2 separate regions of the Mus musculus genome follow, and region 2 is linked to region 1. Evidence: chromatin loops called from intact Hi-C (ENCODE). Cell type or tissue: left cerebral cortex. All regions are shown on one strand.

What was found. A loop is a pair of places that touch in the nucleus more often than their neighbours do. Peaks named below come from ENCODE experiments on the same cell type or tissue, not always from the same donor. Only the 100,000 strongest peaks of a DNase experiment are listed, where the experiment ranks them.
Region 2: a loop joins it to region 1, with 9 times the contacts of the local background. A loop is called at or near these places in 9 of 42 quality-filtered maps.

The regions. Positions count from the first base shown.
Region 1 is chr4:144,220,031-144,228,030 of GRCm38, forward strand. No RefSeq gene overlaps it. Among named protein-coding and RNA genes, the nearest start is that of Pramel29, 11 kb to the left of the region's middle. In left cerebral cortex, no CTCF peak of the experiment used is centred here; no DNase peak of the experiment used is centred here.
Region 2 is chr4:143,771,271-143,779,270 of GRCm38, forward strand. No RefSeq gene overlaps it. Among named protein-coding and RNA genes, the nearest start is that of Pramel25, 14 kb to the right of the region's middle. In left cerebral cortex, no CTCF peak of the experiment used is centred here; no DNase peak of the experiment used is centred here.

The DNA of each region.
Region 1 (8,000 bases):
GGGTCTGCGGCAATTATTATTTAGATTTATTTCACTTTTTTATGTGTTTTGCCTGCATCTATGTATCTCTATGTGATATATTTGTTTCTGCACAAGCGAGAGTCAATTCTATTAGAATCAGAGTTATAGAAATTTGTGAGCAGCCATGTGAGTGGTAGAAACTTAATCTGGGTCCTCTTGGAAGAGCAAATTGTGCTTTTAACCACTAAGAAATTTTTTCAGTCCTTATTTCTATTTAAGAGAAGTGGTTGGGTTTGTGTTTCTGTTGTTATTGATGCTGTTGTTTTGGTGTGATTGGGTGTGTGAGTGTGTTTGTGTGTGTGATATTTTTAATTTAATTTAATTTAATTTTTTAACCATGTGAGTCCAACTTCAGTAATCATGCTTAGCATAAAGTGTCTTTACCTGCTAAGCCATATACTTGGTTCTGTATTTGATACAGGGTTTCATATAACACAGGCTGGCCTCTCAATATGTAGCTCAGGCTGTCATTAAAATTCTACTCCTCTAGCTTTTGAATCCCAATTATTAGGATTACAGGCCAGTACCACCATGTCCAGTGTTTTTGATTTAGGTTTAGTTTGGCTTGGTTTGGTTTTACTTTTAAGTCTAGGTAAATAGACTAAATCCTTTGTTCTGTCTTTTTCTTCCCTAAGGCCTAAGGCAGTGCTCACTCACTGGGACATGTCAGTGTTTGTGGCCTGATTTCCCAAACGTTTTGACATTCATTTGCATTTTACCCTTGAAATTTAGTTTCCCTTTAAATTACTTAATACAAGGAAAAACAAACCTCCTTAAGACGATTGCTGGGTGACACTCAAATGTCTAATCAGCTAGTAGCAGTTTGCATTTAGAGTCACAGATGTGAATGGGGAGGCCTGAGTAGTAAGGTGTTAAAACAGAGCCAGAGAAGACACTGTCTGGGAGCTTAAAGTCATACTTGGCCTGGTTTGCATAGAAAGCTCTTTGTCCCATCTGTTGAGTTGCTCACTTCATTGAGACTCTTCTGTTCACTTTGTCCCAAATGAGGCTCTTGGTGATGCTACCAAGAATTCAGCTCAACTAAGGTTGGAGGGTCAGGTCACTTCTTGAGCCAAGAAGTTTTAAGCTAGCCTGAGCAACATATCTAGGCTGCATGGGGTGTTGGAGGATCTCAACACTCCCTACAGCCAATTTCTGGTAGCTAAGTGTGTATACACTTGATATGTTATGATCTTGATTCAGACTTTTAGATGAATGGAATATTTTCTTGATTTTGTGACAAACTTGTTATGTATCCCTGACTGACCTGAAATTCACCATGCATGCACTCTGTACCACATGAATGCCTGGAGGCTGTGAAGCCTAGAAGAGCCCTAGAACTGGAGCTGGGAGCCATCATGTGGCTGCTGAAAATTTGTTATGCCTCTAAGAATTCCTGAACCCCAAAAGACCTCCAAGGAAAGTCTTTGATGTAGTGCCATTAGGGTTATTTTGGATTTTTTTTTTTTTTACCCCAACAAAGTCCTGGATAGTCTAGAATTTCCTATGTCCATATGGTTTGCCTCAAAGACACAGGGACACATGGATTCGCCTACTTCTGCTTCCAGAGTGATGGAATTAAATGTATGGGCTATCACATCATGCTCACCACCCAGCCACAATTTCCTTTTCTACCTACTGTGCTGGCTGATCTTTTCCCTAACAACCCTAACTTCTGGGGAACCTAGGGAAGCTACACAAAACCATCTGTAGGGCTAATGTTCTGATGTTAGGCCTGGCCCCTGGTTAAAGGTTGGGGCCACTTACCCATCTCAATAATATTAACCCAGAATTTGTTCAGTCTAAAGGAAATACAGGGACAAAGACTTTAGCAGAGACTGAAAGAAAGGTCATCCAAGATTGTCCCCCCTGGGGATCCATCCCATAAGCAACCACCAAACCCAGACTCTATTGCTGATGCAAGAAGTGCATACCTGATATAGCTGTCTCCTGAGAGGCTCTGCCAGAGCCTTACCAATACAGGTGCAAATACTTGAAGTTATCCATCAGACTGACACTGGGAATTCAATGGAGGAATTGGGGGAAGGACTGAAGGAGCTGGAGAGGTTTCAACTTCATAGGAAGAACAATATCAACTAACCTGATACCCTCAATGTCTCCCAAAAGCTCCTAGGGACTAAACAACTCACCAAAGAATACACCAGAGTGTCCCATGGCTCCAGCTGCATATATAGCAGAGGATGGACTTGGTATCAATGGGAGGTGACACCCTTGGTCTTGTCAAGGCTCTATGCTCCAGCATAGGTGAATGCTAGGGTGGTGAGGCAAGAGGCGGGTAGGTGGAGGAACACCCTCTTAGAAGCAGGAGGGAGGGGTGGGGTAGGGGATTTGTGAAGGGGAAACCAGGAAGGGGGATAACATTTGAAATGTAAATAAATAAAATAACCACTAAAAATTTAAAAACAAAAACATACAAACACAAACTAGAAAACCATCTCTATTTGTCTTGGTGTAGTTTTACATAAGATTAGAATAAATGATGTTCATCAAGGAAGGCTGTTCTCAAGCTTGCTGTGTAGCTGAGGGTGACTTTGAACTGATCCTTTATCATCCTCCCTCCTCAGCCTCCTCAGAGCTGCTACAGCTTCTGACTGACAGAGTGCCCAGCTCAGCTGTGAACTTCAGAACAGGGTTATAGATCTGATAAAATAGTTTCAGCTTTGTTGTCTGAGTTTTCATACTTTTGATTACTGTCAGGTGCAGATTACACACTGGGCTGGATCATACACAGATCAATAAGGGGCATACATGAATAAAATTTAGGCAGCTCTATGTTGGTTCATAATAGTTATCCTTCTTTCTGGGAAGACAAACCAGGAGAGTCCAAATCGAGATTATCTACAGAGTAAGACTCTATTGCAAAATCAAATATGAAGCCAAGTGCAGAAATAAGCAATTAAATATAAAATTAAAAAGAATAAGTGAGCCTGACAGTGATGGCACAGGCCTTTAAACCCAACACTCAGGGTGGGGTTGGGTTGGTAGAACCACATAGATATTTGAGTTCTTGTCCAAACTGGTCTACAGAGTAAGTTGTGCCTGACTGGTCTACAGAGTGAGTTCTGGGATGTCCAGGGTCACACAGAGAAACTCGGTCTTGAAAACAAAAAGCCAAAAACAAAATTGAAATTAAAATTAAATAAATGAACTCTGTGAATCCATAGATGGTCCCCCGATATACTTGCAGGTTTTAGGATGTTTGTTTGTCTCTTCTTCCATGGAGCTTTAGTTTAATGAGTATCGAGAAAGAAGTTTCATGGAAGATTAAATAAGATGGGAAAATTCAACTCTGATGAGCTTTTGTGATGGTGGTACAGATGCAAAGGGGTGACAAGAGAAATGATTACAAAAGAGTCATTGGAGCCAACAATTTTTTTACCCCAACAAAGTCCTGGATAGTCTAGAATTTCCTATGTCCATATGGTTTGCCTCAAAGACACAGGGACACATGGATTCGCCTACTTCTGCTTCCAGAGTGATGGAATTAAATGTATGGGCTATCACATCATGCTCACCACCCAGCCACAATTTCCTTTTCTACCTACTGTGCTGGCTGATCTTTTCCCTAACAACCCTAACTTCTGGGGAACCTAGGGAAGCTACACAAAACCATCTGTAGGGCTAATGTTCTGATGTTAGGCCTGGCCCCTGGTTAAAGGTACTTTAACCATAGTCAGGACTTTGTATCCAGAGGGACTGCCTCGAGCTTCTGAGAATAGGAACCTGTCACGATTGTTCAGATCAGGTAAGTCCCTCACCTCCATGAGGACATGTCAATTGATTCATTGACAATGTAGAAACAAGATAGCACAGGACTCCTTATGCAATCTAATGGGAAGAAATAGAAAAGAGAAGAGGGCATGGCATTGGGAGTACTTACATCTGTACAGTGGCCCAGATCTGGAAGGACAGGCCACAATCTGTGCTGATCCCTATAAGTAAAATGCTTATTTTTGAGCCTTTGAATGAGCTGAGTATGGGAAACTTCAAAAACTGGGTTTGAGATTCAGGGATTGGTGTGAAGAATGAATTGCTGCACAGGCTGTGATAACGAGTAAATGACACCACAGAAGGCACCATGAACTATGGTCATATGGGTCCCATATTCCATTTTCTTGAGGGCCCATTTATCTTAATGGGCACCTCTGGGTGCCTGATTGTCACTGAAGAGTGGGAGTAGGTCAATCACATTGCCATGTGAAAACTAATCTCTTGTTCTTTCCCTAGGTACCCGAGGACCCCCTTAGAGATCATTTTGAGCCCTCTCATCAAGCTTTTACATTCATACACAGAGTCATCTGCTCAATATTCTAACCACTGTCAGCTCAAACACCTGTACTTGAGAGGAGACCTTTAAACTGCTTTTAATGTCATGTCTATCAAATTTTCCTTAAAGAGTATTGTAGACACCATGAATACCATGGAATTAGAAGATTGTTGAATGGGGGTTCTTGACTCAGTCTCCTTGTGCCTTTCCTGATTCAATTTGTGCAGTTCACAAGAGTCAATTTCTTTGACAATGACATCTTCATTGCTACCCTAAAGGACTTCTGTATCACAATGCCAAACTGAGCCCTCTGACCATATAATTGTACCCAGCTCCTATAGAGCCTGTGATGATTGGACTTAGGGAGATTTCCCCACCTATGTATTGAAGTCATAAGCACACTCATTATTTATAATCTGCTCAAGTCATTTTGTGTAGCTGAACTTTGGCTACTTTGTGAGTTCTTTTCCCTTCCACTCTTTTTTGTCTGTCTATTTGTTTGTTTGTTTGTTTGTTTGTTTGTTTGTTTTTTGAGGCAGGGTTTCTCTGTATAACCCTGGCTGTCCTGAAATTCACTTTGTAGACCAGGCTGGCCTCGAACTCAGAAATCCGCCCTGCCTCTGCCTCCCACCATGCCCTTCTTCCCTTCCACTCTTATCCAATCTTCCTACCCTCTAATATAGGAGAGAAAAAAGGCTATAGGTGCTGATGTTCTCAGCAGATGACTTCCTGCTGATTAGGGATGTTGAGTTCCTTGGGGCCAGTTTGATATTTACCATTAAAACATCTAACTTCTTCTTCTTGTTGTTCCTTCTTTGTGCATGACTATTTAAGAAACTGTGACACACAGCAGCTAACCAACAACCCGTCCCTCTCTTGGTGTCTATCATTTATATACATTCTGCGTAGTTCCTAGAATTCTAAACATCACAGAATAGTCCAAATGATCTATGGCTTGCAAAATGATGACCCTTCTAGAATAAGAGGCAACCAATAATATGCTGATGTGACCAATCATTAATAGCATGATATCACATACCTGGGGTTAAAACAGAAACATATTGCCATAATTTTCTGTGTTTTTAAAGAAATCAATATTCTCACAATTAATCTCCATTGTGACTAATGTCTGCTATGAATGTAGTTAGCATTTTTCTATGACCTTTGCCCTGGCTGTCAGTAAATAGAAAGGATGTGCCTTCTGAGTTCTAAGAAATGAATGTCTATGGACTATAGTTTTGAGTATTGCTATATGTGACGGCAACACAATGTTCTGCAATGGAATCCGACCAGTGTCTGACATTGATGAGGAACACAATGTGGCATGAGGTTAAGTGTCCTGTAGAGTGAGGAAAAGAGTTCTACATTTCAAATGTAGTTTCTGTCAAGACTGACTTGAAAAAATATTGCAGGATAAAATCTCAGCCCTAAAATGACAAATGGAATTAGAGGAAGAACATCAGGACTTATTTAATCAGCTACAAGAATTAAAGAGCAGAAAGTTGTCTCAGAAGTGTGAAGCCACATGAAAAAATCCCCCAGGTCCTTGCATTCCTCAACAGAGTCCAAAGACAGACCCTGCCCTCTGGCTTTGGTTGAGATACAGACCAACCAGATGAGGGAGAGGCTGAGGCATTCCCTGTATTAGAGATCACAGATGCTCAAGTGGTTACTTGGAGACATCACACAAGTTTCAATTCCCAAACCATTAAAGAATTAAAAAATGCAGTGTCACTGTATGGTGTCACTGCTCCTTTTACTCTTGCAATCCTGGAACTGATATTCTGATTTTCTGGTTTTATTCATTGACTGATGACAACAGCAGGGAGGATTTTTGGTAATGCAGAGGCTAGGGTAGATTATGTGAAACAGCTTATGTTCGAAAATGTCAATCCTGCCTGCCAAGCAGCCATTAGACCCTACAGAAAGAAGACATGCCTCACTGGGTACATCTTACTCTGTTCTAACAAAGGGACCTCTTAACAGCAGGGCTCAGCTATGGTGGCTCCCATGAAAGCCACTGATTGATAGCCATACACTCAGTAAGAGACTTCTTGGAAAGTAGAGACAAAAAGGCCTGTTTTAAGTGTGGCAAGCCTAGACATTTTTGCAAAAGATTCCAGGGTAGGAAACCAGTCACCTCTGAGATGGCCCAGGAATCAGCCTGAGCTATGTATGGGTTCCAAACTCGGAAAACATTGGGCTAATAAGTGTAGATCCAAGACAGAAAAACAAGGGAAGACCCTTTTTCCTAATAAGGGAAATGGGAGCAGGGGCCAGCCCCAGGCCCCGAACCAACACAAGCCCAAACAGGTTTATGGGGTGGTCAGCTTCTTGCCAGCAAGCAACAACAACCCCTTTAAGAACTTAATCTAGCTACCCCAGAAACGGCAGGACTGGACCTCAGTTCCACCATCCACACAGTACCAACCACATCAATGGGATCTCAGTCCCTACCCACTGAAGCATTGGACTGCTCTATTCAAATGTGTTTGGCCTGAGAGTAGGATTAAGCAGTGCTACCATGCAGGGACTACAGATTTTCCTGGTGTTATAGACAGTGATTATCAAGGAGAGATTAAGGTGATGGCCAAGACAATATATAATATAGTCACCATCCCCACAAGAAGAAGGATTGCTCAACTATTGTTACTTCCATTGCTTCTTAGTAATCGCAAATATGAGTCCTAAGAGAGGAGTTCAAGGCTTTGGTTCCTCTGATGCATACTGAGTGCAACCTATAAATAACAAAAACCTGTTCTGACAATATGGCTTGATAGAAAGGCATTCAGAGGCTTGGTTGATAAAGGGGCCAATGTGACTATTATAAAACAAAGTGATTTTCCCTCTACCTGGCCTCTGACACCAACCTTGAAAAATCTAAGGGTTGTTGGTCAAAGTCAAAATCCACAACAGAGTTCTAAGGTGCTGAAGTGAAAAGATAAAGAAGGAAATACAGGAAATATACAACCATATGTTATCCTTGGCCTTCTCATTAATCTCTGGGAAAGAGATCTGTTATCGCAGTAAGCATGTGTACCCACCATGATGTAATCATGGCTCAGATGAAAACTCTAGGTTTTCCCCAGGGAAAGGTTTAGGAAAAAAATGAAGATGGGATTACCTATCCCATTGAGGCCCATGGCAACACTAGGAAGATGAAGCTTGGAGTATTTTTGATGGGAGCTCTTGATTCATCTGCACCCTCATGGCATTGTGCCGATCTCATCACCTGGAAGGGAGACTCGCCCATCTGAGTGGATCAGTGGACCCTCACCACCAAAAAATTACAAGCTGCCCAATTACTAGTGCAGGAGCAAATATAGGCAGGACATTTGGAACAGAGTAACTCTCCCTGGAATAATCCAATATTTGTCATCAAGAAAAAAATCAGGAAAGTAGAGATTGTTACAAGACTTGAGGGCTGTTAATGTGACAACGATCCTGATGGAAGCCTTGTAACCTCGGATGCCCACACCTGTGCCAATACCTTTGGTCTACTATAAAATAGTTATGGATTTAAAAGATTGTTTCTTTACCATCCTCTTGTATCTTGAAGACAGAAAGTGCTTTGCCTTTAGTGTTCCTGCTGTAAACTTTAGAGGACCTATGAAAAGATATCAGTGGAAGGTATTACCTCTGGGTATGGCTAATAGCCCTACCTTGTGTCAAAAATTTGTGGCCTCCAACA
Region 2 (8,000 bases), 450 kb before region 1:
GTAGTCACTTTGTTTTATGACTCCGCCCTTGGGTCAGACAATGGAGTCTGCAAGGGAGAGAGTAGGAATAGAGGGGCTAGAGACTCAAAGAATGGAGACAAGATAGGCTGCTTGATCAAGTCTCATTTATTGAAAGACAACTATGGGTATTTAAGCACAAGCTAGGGAGTGCAGCTTGAGACACTTAACCACAAGTCCAGAATGTGTCTGAGAAACACAAGATGTTATCAGAATGTGCTCAGCTGTGGTGGGCTGCTTGCAAAAACATCATGCTAGGAAAACAAGTCTCTCATCAGTGTGGAAAAGTACCAACTTGTAAGTAAATAGCCCAAGATGGCTGCAGAGATGACAGCTGCTTTCTGCTAAGAGTCAACTCCCAACAGGTCCCCCTTTTTATTTTTTATTTTTAAGAGAAGACTGGGAAACTTTACGGAAACTGTGCCTGTCTTAAATTGGACCCTAAGTCTCCCTTTCCCATATCTGGACACTCAATAACTCGTTTTTGTTTAAGCTCCTATCTTAGGTTGGTAAGGCTTCCAAATTAGGGGCAGGGGTCTTGAGGTGTTTCTTTACCCGTCATTGACTATCTGGCTTAACATGTAAGTTAGGAGCTACTCCTAGTTTGTCTTGTTGACAGATATCTTATTTTCCCTACTGCTAGCCTATGATAACAGACCTGTATGAGTTTCATTTGAATAGCATCTATCTGCTGTTATACAAAAGCCATCAGTTTCTTGAACACTATGGGCCCTGGAGACAAGAGAACAAGTAGGCTGGGTATCTTCATTTTCCTGCATTACAGGAGGAATATCCCTGAATGGCCAGAGAGTTTTCAACACAAATTCTATTTTTTTTCTGTGGATAATAGGTGGGGACCACCAAATGTGGCCTGTGGATACACAGTACCATCCAGCACAGTATGCTGAGCCAGGGCCTCTACATTTTCTCTTAGAGCTTTTTCTGCAGGGCACAGATAAACCTAGTGATATCAAAGTATTGACCCCACTTTATGCAGTCAAAGACATGGACCTCACTAAATTATAAATCGGGGAACCAAGAGTCCAGTTGAGCCACCTTGTAGGTGCTGGTGATGATGTCTCCTTTAGCACTGAGGACTTTCCAAGTCAGGTTATATAGCATATTCTGGTTGATCCATTCCTGTTTAAAGGCAATTGTGAGGAACAGTAGCAGCATTGGGATGTAGAGAATCTTCATGTTCCCTGCAAAGAAGAAACAGGGTTCTCAGGGGGCTTATCATCCCTGGATCTGTTATTATTGTATATTTGTTTAAATCAGTTTCTCTTGCTGCCAGCATGTGGCATCTGCTGTTTGGGAATATATGCAGACAGAACCTCTTCCTCAGATAAGCACTGGGTCTGGCCCAATCTAGGTTCTGGTTTTTGGGTCTTTCCAGAGGACTGTTGCAAAATTCTTTTTGATATCAGGATGCCAAAACCAATCTGCCACAGATTTTCATTCAGAATCGAAAGTTAAAAAATTTAAAATAAAGAGTGTGTGATGAAGGATATTTCTGGGGGATCCCTTGGTAGGGTACCATTCCTCCCCTTTTTTTCTAAATTGATGTTTAATGGTTTGATGTGCCCTTTCTACCATACTTTGGCCCTGTGGATTATAGAGAATACCTGTTTTATGTAGCATTGTCAATTTCTTAGAAAATTGGAAGAAACTTGAGCTTGTATAATGTGGACCATTGTCAGTCTTTATCTGTTTAGGCACACCCAATACAGTGTATGTAGCAAGCACAAGTGATTACATGTTTGCCTGCTTCTCCAGTTTGTAATGTCACATAAATGAAACCAATGTATGTATCTACATATACATGTATATATTTTTGGTTTCCAAATTCATTATAACGAGTAACATCCATTTGCCAGAGGCTGTTTGGTATTAGGCCCGTTGGATTTACACCCAAATGAGGTAAAGGTGTAACAACACATGACTGATATTATTTGACAATTTACCTAGCTTGTTCTCTGGTAATTTTAAACATGATCTTCAATGTTTGGGAATTGAAGTGATATAACTCATGGACTCTTATGGTCTTATCCAGGTTAGCTGGTGGATCTGATGAAGTCACCAAAGTTACATGAGTGGCTAGATCTGCTTTGGTATTTTCCTCAGAGATGGAACCTGGTAGTCTGTTGTGGGCTCTCAGATGTCCTATAAAAATTTATACTTTCTCCTCAAAATTAATTGTTGGCACTTTAAAAAGAGATCAGCTGCTTCTGGGGAATATTTTATTTGCACAGCTATTTCTAGCAGAGGGGCAGACTGAGCTAAATATGAGCATCTGTGTAATTATTAATGGCTTGATTCAGAAACGCTTGGAACACAGCAATAACAGCATGCAATTCAACCAATTGGTCTGACATTGACGATGTAGCAAAGGAGATTACTTGACCATTAAAGGCATAAACAGCTGTTCCTGATGAGGAAACATCAGGGAAAACTAGCACTGCTTCTTCTATAGGTGCATGTGTGGTGCAAGATGGAAAAATGAATTCATGGCGATTACAAAACTGAACCAATTTGTCTGGCAGATAATGATTATCAAGCTGTCCAGCAAAGGAGGCACATGTGATAGGCCAAAGTTCAGAATTTTGCATAAGCCAATCAACCTGATGCCTTATATAGGGTTGCACTATGGCATCACAGACTTTTCCAAATATTTCTGACTATTATCTCTGCCTAATATAATAATATCAGCTACAGCCACATAGTATGAATAAAGGACCTTCTTAGGATATGAGAAAAGATGAGCCCAAAATATGTGTGCTGTTTGCCAAATAAAATAAAATAAAAAACAAAAAATAACAAAAAAAAAAACAACAAAAACAAAAAAACAAAAAACTCTGCAGTAGGAATAAATTTGGTGTTAAAAATCAGAAAATATAAAGGCTTAGAATAATTAATATGAGTTACAAATTGGGATGAAATAGCACTTTCAATCTTCTGCAAACTTTCTGACCCTCCTCTGTTAGGGTCTGGTCAGACTTAGGGTCAGCATCTCCCTTGAAAATAGCAAACTGAGGCTTCAAATCTTCTCTAATAAGTTTTAAATATGGACATATCGAATTGATATCTCCCAATAGTTTTTGAAAATCATTAAGCATTTCAAGGGAATCAGTTCTAAAAGTGGCCATTAATAATAAATAATATGTGGGCCAATAATCTGAAATCCTAAACAAGTATAGGGATCTTGTAACTGTACCTATTCTGTAGCTATTTCTTTTCTTTTTTTTTTTAATATTTTTTATTACGTATTTTCCTTAGTTACATTTCCAATGCTATCCCAAAAGTCCCCCATACCCCCCCCCCCACTCCCCTACCCACCCATTCCCACTTTTTGGCCCTGACGTTCCCCTGTACTGGGGCATATAAAGTTTGCATGTCCAATGGGCCTCTCTTTCCAGCGATGGCCGACTAGGCCATCTTTTGATACATATGCAGCTAGAGTCAAGAGCTCCAGGGTACTGGTTTGTTCATAATGTTGTTGCACCTACAGAGTTGCAGATCTCTTTAGCTCATTGGATATTTTCTCTAGCTCCTCCATTGGGGGCCCTGTGATCCATCCAATAGCTGACTGTGAGCAACCACTTATGTGATGGTGAGTGGTCTTGATTTCTGTTAGTAGGATTCTTACGTTTGCCTTTCACCATCTGGTATTCTCTGAAGCTAGTTGTTATAGTTGTCTCTGGTTAGAGCCTGTTCCTCAGGTGATTATGTTAGCCTCTATCAGTATACCTGGGAAACTATCTCTCTCCTTAGTTTCAATGGTCAGAGTACTCTCTGCAGGCAAGCTCTCCTCTTGCAGGGAAGGTGTCCAGATATCTGGTGTTCGAATCTGCCTCCTGGCAGAAGTTGTGTTCCACTCACCAGAGGTCTTAAGATCCCATGGGGGATCCTGTGTGGGTCCTTGAGGGTGTCTGGAGACTCCGCGGGCAAGGAACCCCGGTGCTGGAGTGAACCGGATAGGACTTGTGCCCCTGATCAGGTTGGGTTATCTGCTTCCCTAGTTAATGCAGTCTCAGTTCCCACATGATTGGATTGGAGCAGACGCTGTGTTCCACTCACCAGAGGTCTTAAGATCCCATGGGGGATCCTGTGTGGGTCCTTGCGGGTGTCCAGAGACTCCGAGGGCAAGGAACTCCGGTGCTGGAGTGGACCGGAAGGGTTCTGTAGCTATTTGTAACCCTGCAGTCTGAAAAGCTGTTTTAGGATCATCAAAACACTGGAATACCTGACTTCCATCTTTTCCTGCTATTAAGATATGATCCACGTAATGAATCACGTAGATTTATTTCCACATGGTTCTAACATCATCTATGTTGGAGGTCACAAATTTTTGGCACAAGGTAGGGCTATTAGCCATACCCAGAGGTAATACCTTCCACTGATGTCTTTTCATAGGTCCTCTAAAGTTTACAGCAGGAACACTAAAAGCAAAGCACTTTCTGTCTTCAAGATGCAAGAGGATGGTAAAGAAATAATCTTTTAAATCCATAACTATTTTATAGTAGCCCAAAGTTATTGGCACAGGTGTGGGCATCCGAGGTTACAAGGCTTCCATCAGGGTCATTGTCACATTAACAGCCCTCAAGTCCTGTAACAATCTCCACTTTCCTGATTTTTTTTTTTTTTGATGACAAATATTGGGTTATTCCAGGGAGAGTTACTCTGTTCCAAATGCCCTGCCTATATTTGCTCCTGCACTAGTAATTGGGCAGCTTGTAATTTTTTGGTGGTGAGGGTCCACTGATCCACCCAGATGGGCGAGTCTCCCTTCCAGGTGATGGGATCGGCACAATGCCATGAGGGTGCAGATGAATCAACAGCTCCCATCAAAAATACTCCAAGCTTGATCTTTCCAGTGTTGCCATGGGCCTCAATGGGATAGGTAATCCCATCTTCATTTTTTTCCTAAACCTTTCCCTGGGGAAAACCTAGAGTTTTCATCTGAGCCATGATTACATCATGGTGGGTACACATGCTAACTGGGATAACAGATCTCTTTCCCAGAGATTAATGAGAAGGCCAAGGATAACATATGGTTGTATATTTCCCGTATTTCCTTCTTTATCTTTTCACTTCTGCACCTTAGAACTCTGTTGTGGATTTTGACTTTGACCAATAATCCTTAGATTTTTCAAGGTTGGTGTCAGAGGCCAGGTAGAGGGACAATCACTTTGGTTTATAATAGTCACATTGGCCCCTTTATCAACCAAGCCTCTGAATGCCTTTCTATCAAGCCATATTGTCATCACAGGTTTTTGTTATTTATAGGTTGCACTCAGTATGCATCAGAGGAACCAAAGCCTTGATCTCCTCTCTTAGGACTCATATTTGTGATTACTAAGAAGCAATGGAAGTAACAATAGTTGAGCAATCCTTCTTCTTGTGGGGATGGTGACTATATTATATATTGTCTTGGCCATTACCTTAATCTCTCCTTGATAATCATTGTCTATAACACCAGGAAAATCTGTAGTCCCTGCATGGTAGCACTGCTTAATCCTACTCTCAGGCCAAACACATTTGAATAGAGCAGTCCAACGCTTCAGTGGGTAGGGACTGAGATCCCATTGATGTGGTTGGTACTGTGTGGATGGTGGAACTGAGGTCCAGTCCTGCCATTTCTGGGGTAGCTAGATTAAGTTCTTAAAGGGGTTGTTGTTGCTTGCTGGCAAGAAGCTGACCACCCCATAAACCTGTTTGGGCTTGTGTTGGTTCGGGGCCTGGGGCTGGCCCCTGCTCCCATTTCCCTTATTAGGAAAAAGGGTCTTCCCTTGTTTTTCTGTCTTGGATCTACACTTATTAGCCCATTGTTTTCCGAGTTTGGAACCCATACATAGCTCAGGCTGATTCCTGGGCCATCTCAGAGGTGACTGGTTTCCTACCCTGCAATCTTTTGCAAAATGTCTAGGCTTGCCACACTTAAAACAGGCCTTTTTGTCTCTACTTTCCAAGAAGTCTCTTACTGATTGTATGGCTATCAATCAGTGGCTTTCATGGGAGCCACCATAGCTGAGCCCTGTTGTTAAGAGGTCCCTTTGTTAGAACAGAGTAAGATGTACCCAGTGAGGCATGTCTTCTTTCTGTAGGGTCTAATGGCTGCTTGGCAGGCAGGATTGACATTTTCAAACTTAATCTGTTTCACATAGTCTACCCCAGCCTCTGCATTACCAAAAATCCTCCCTGCTGTTGTCATCAGTCAATGAATAAAACCAGAAAATCAGAATATCAGTTCCAGGATTGCAAGAGTAAAAGGAGCAGTGACACCATACAGTGACACTGCATTTTTTTAATTCTTTAATGGTTTGGGAATTGAAACTTGTGTGATGTCTCCAAGTAACCACTTGAGCATCTGTGATCTCTAATACAGGGAATGCCTCAGCCTCTCCAAAGCCAGAGGGCAGGGTCTGTCTTTGGACTCTGTGTTGAGGAATGCAAGGACCTGGGGGATTTTTTCATGTGGCTTCACACTTCTGAGACAACTTTCTGCTCTTTAATTCTTGTAGCTGATTAAATAAGTCCTGATCTTCTTCCTCTAATTCTATTTGTCATTTTAGGGCTGAGATTTTATCCTGCAATTTTTTTCAAGTCAGTCTTGACAGAAACTACATTTGAAATGTAGAACTCTTTTCCTCACTCTACAGGACGCTTAACCTCATGCCACATTGTGTTCTTCATCAATGTCAGACACTGCTCTGATTCCATTGCAGAACATTGTGTTGCCGTCACATATAGCAATACTCAAAACTATAGTCCATAGACATTCATTTCTTAGAACTCAGAAGGCACATCCTTTCTATTTACTGAAGCCAGGGCAAAGGTCATAGAAAAATGCTAACTACATTCATAGCAGACATTAGTCACAATGGAGATTAATTGTGAGAATATTGATTTCTTTAAAAACACAGAAAATTATGGCGATATGTTTCTGTTTTAACCCCAGGTATGTGATATGATGCTAATAATGATTGGTCACATCAGCAGATTATTAGTTGCCTCTTACTCTAGAAGGGTCATCATTTTCAAGCCGTAGATCATTTAGACTATTCTGTGATGTTTAGAATTCTAGGAACTACGCAGAATGTATATAAATGATAGACGCCAAGGGAGGGATGTGTTGTTGGTTAGCTGCTGTGTGTCACAGTTTCTTAAATAGTCATGCACAAAGAAGAAACAACAACAAGAAGAAGTTAGATGGTCTGATGGTAAATATCAAACTGGCCCCAAAGAACTCAACATCCCTAATCAGCAGGAAGTCATCTGCTGAGAACATCAGCACCTATAGCCTTTTTTCTCTCCTATGTTAGAGGGTTAGAGGGTAGGAAGATTGGATAAGAGTGGAAGGGAAGACAGGTGTGGTGGGAGGCTGAGGCAGGCAGATTTAAGAGTTCGAGGAGAGCCTGGTCTCCAAAGTGAATTTCAGGACAGCCAGGGTTATACAGAGAAACCCGGTCTCAAACAAACAAACAAACAAACAAACAAACAAACAAACAAACAAACAAACAAGAGTGGAAGGGAAAAGAACTCACAAAGTAGCCAAAGTTCAACTACAAAAAATGACTTAAGCAGATTATAAATAATGAGTGTGCTTATGACTTCAATACATAGGTGGGGAAATCTCCCTAAGTCCAATCATCACAGGCTCTATAGGAGCTGGGTACAATTATATGGTCAGAGGGCTCAGTTTGGCATTGTGATACAGAAGTCCTTTAGGGTAGCAATGAAGATGTCATTGTCAAAGAAATTGACTCTTGTGAACTGCACAAATTGAATCAGGAAAGGCACAAGGAGACTGAGCCAAGAGCCCCCCATTCAACAATCTTCCAATTCCATGGTATTCATGGTGTCTGCAACACTCTTTAAGGAAAATTTGATAGACATGACATTAAAAGCAGTTTAAAGGACTCCTCTCAAGTACAGGTGTTTGAGCTGACAGTGGTTAGAATATTGAGCAGATGACTCCGTGT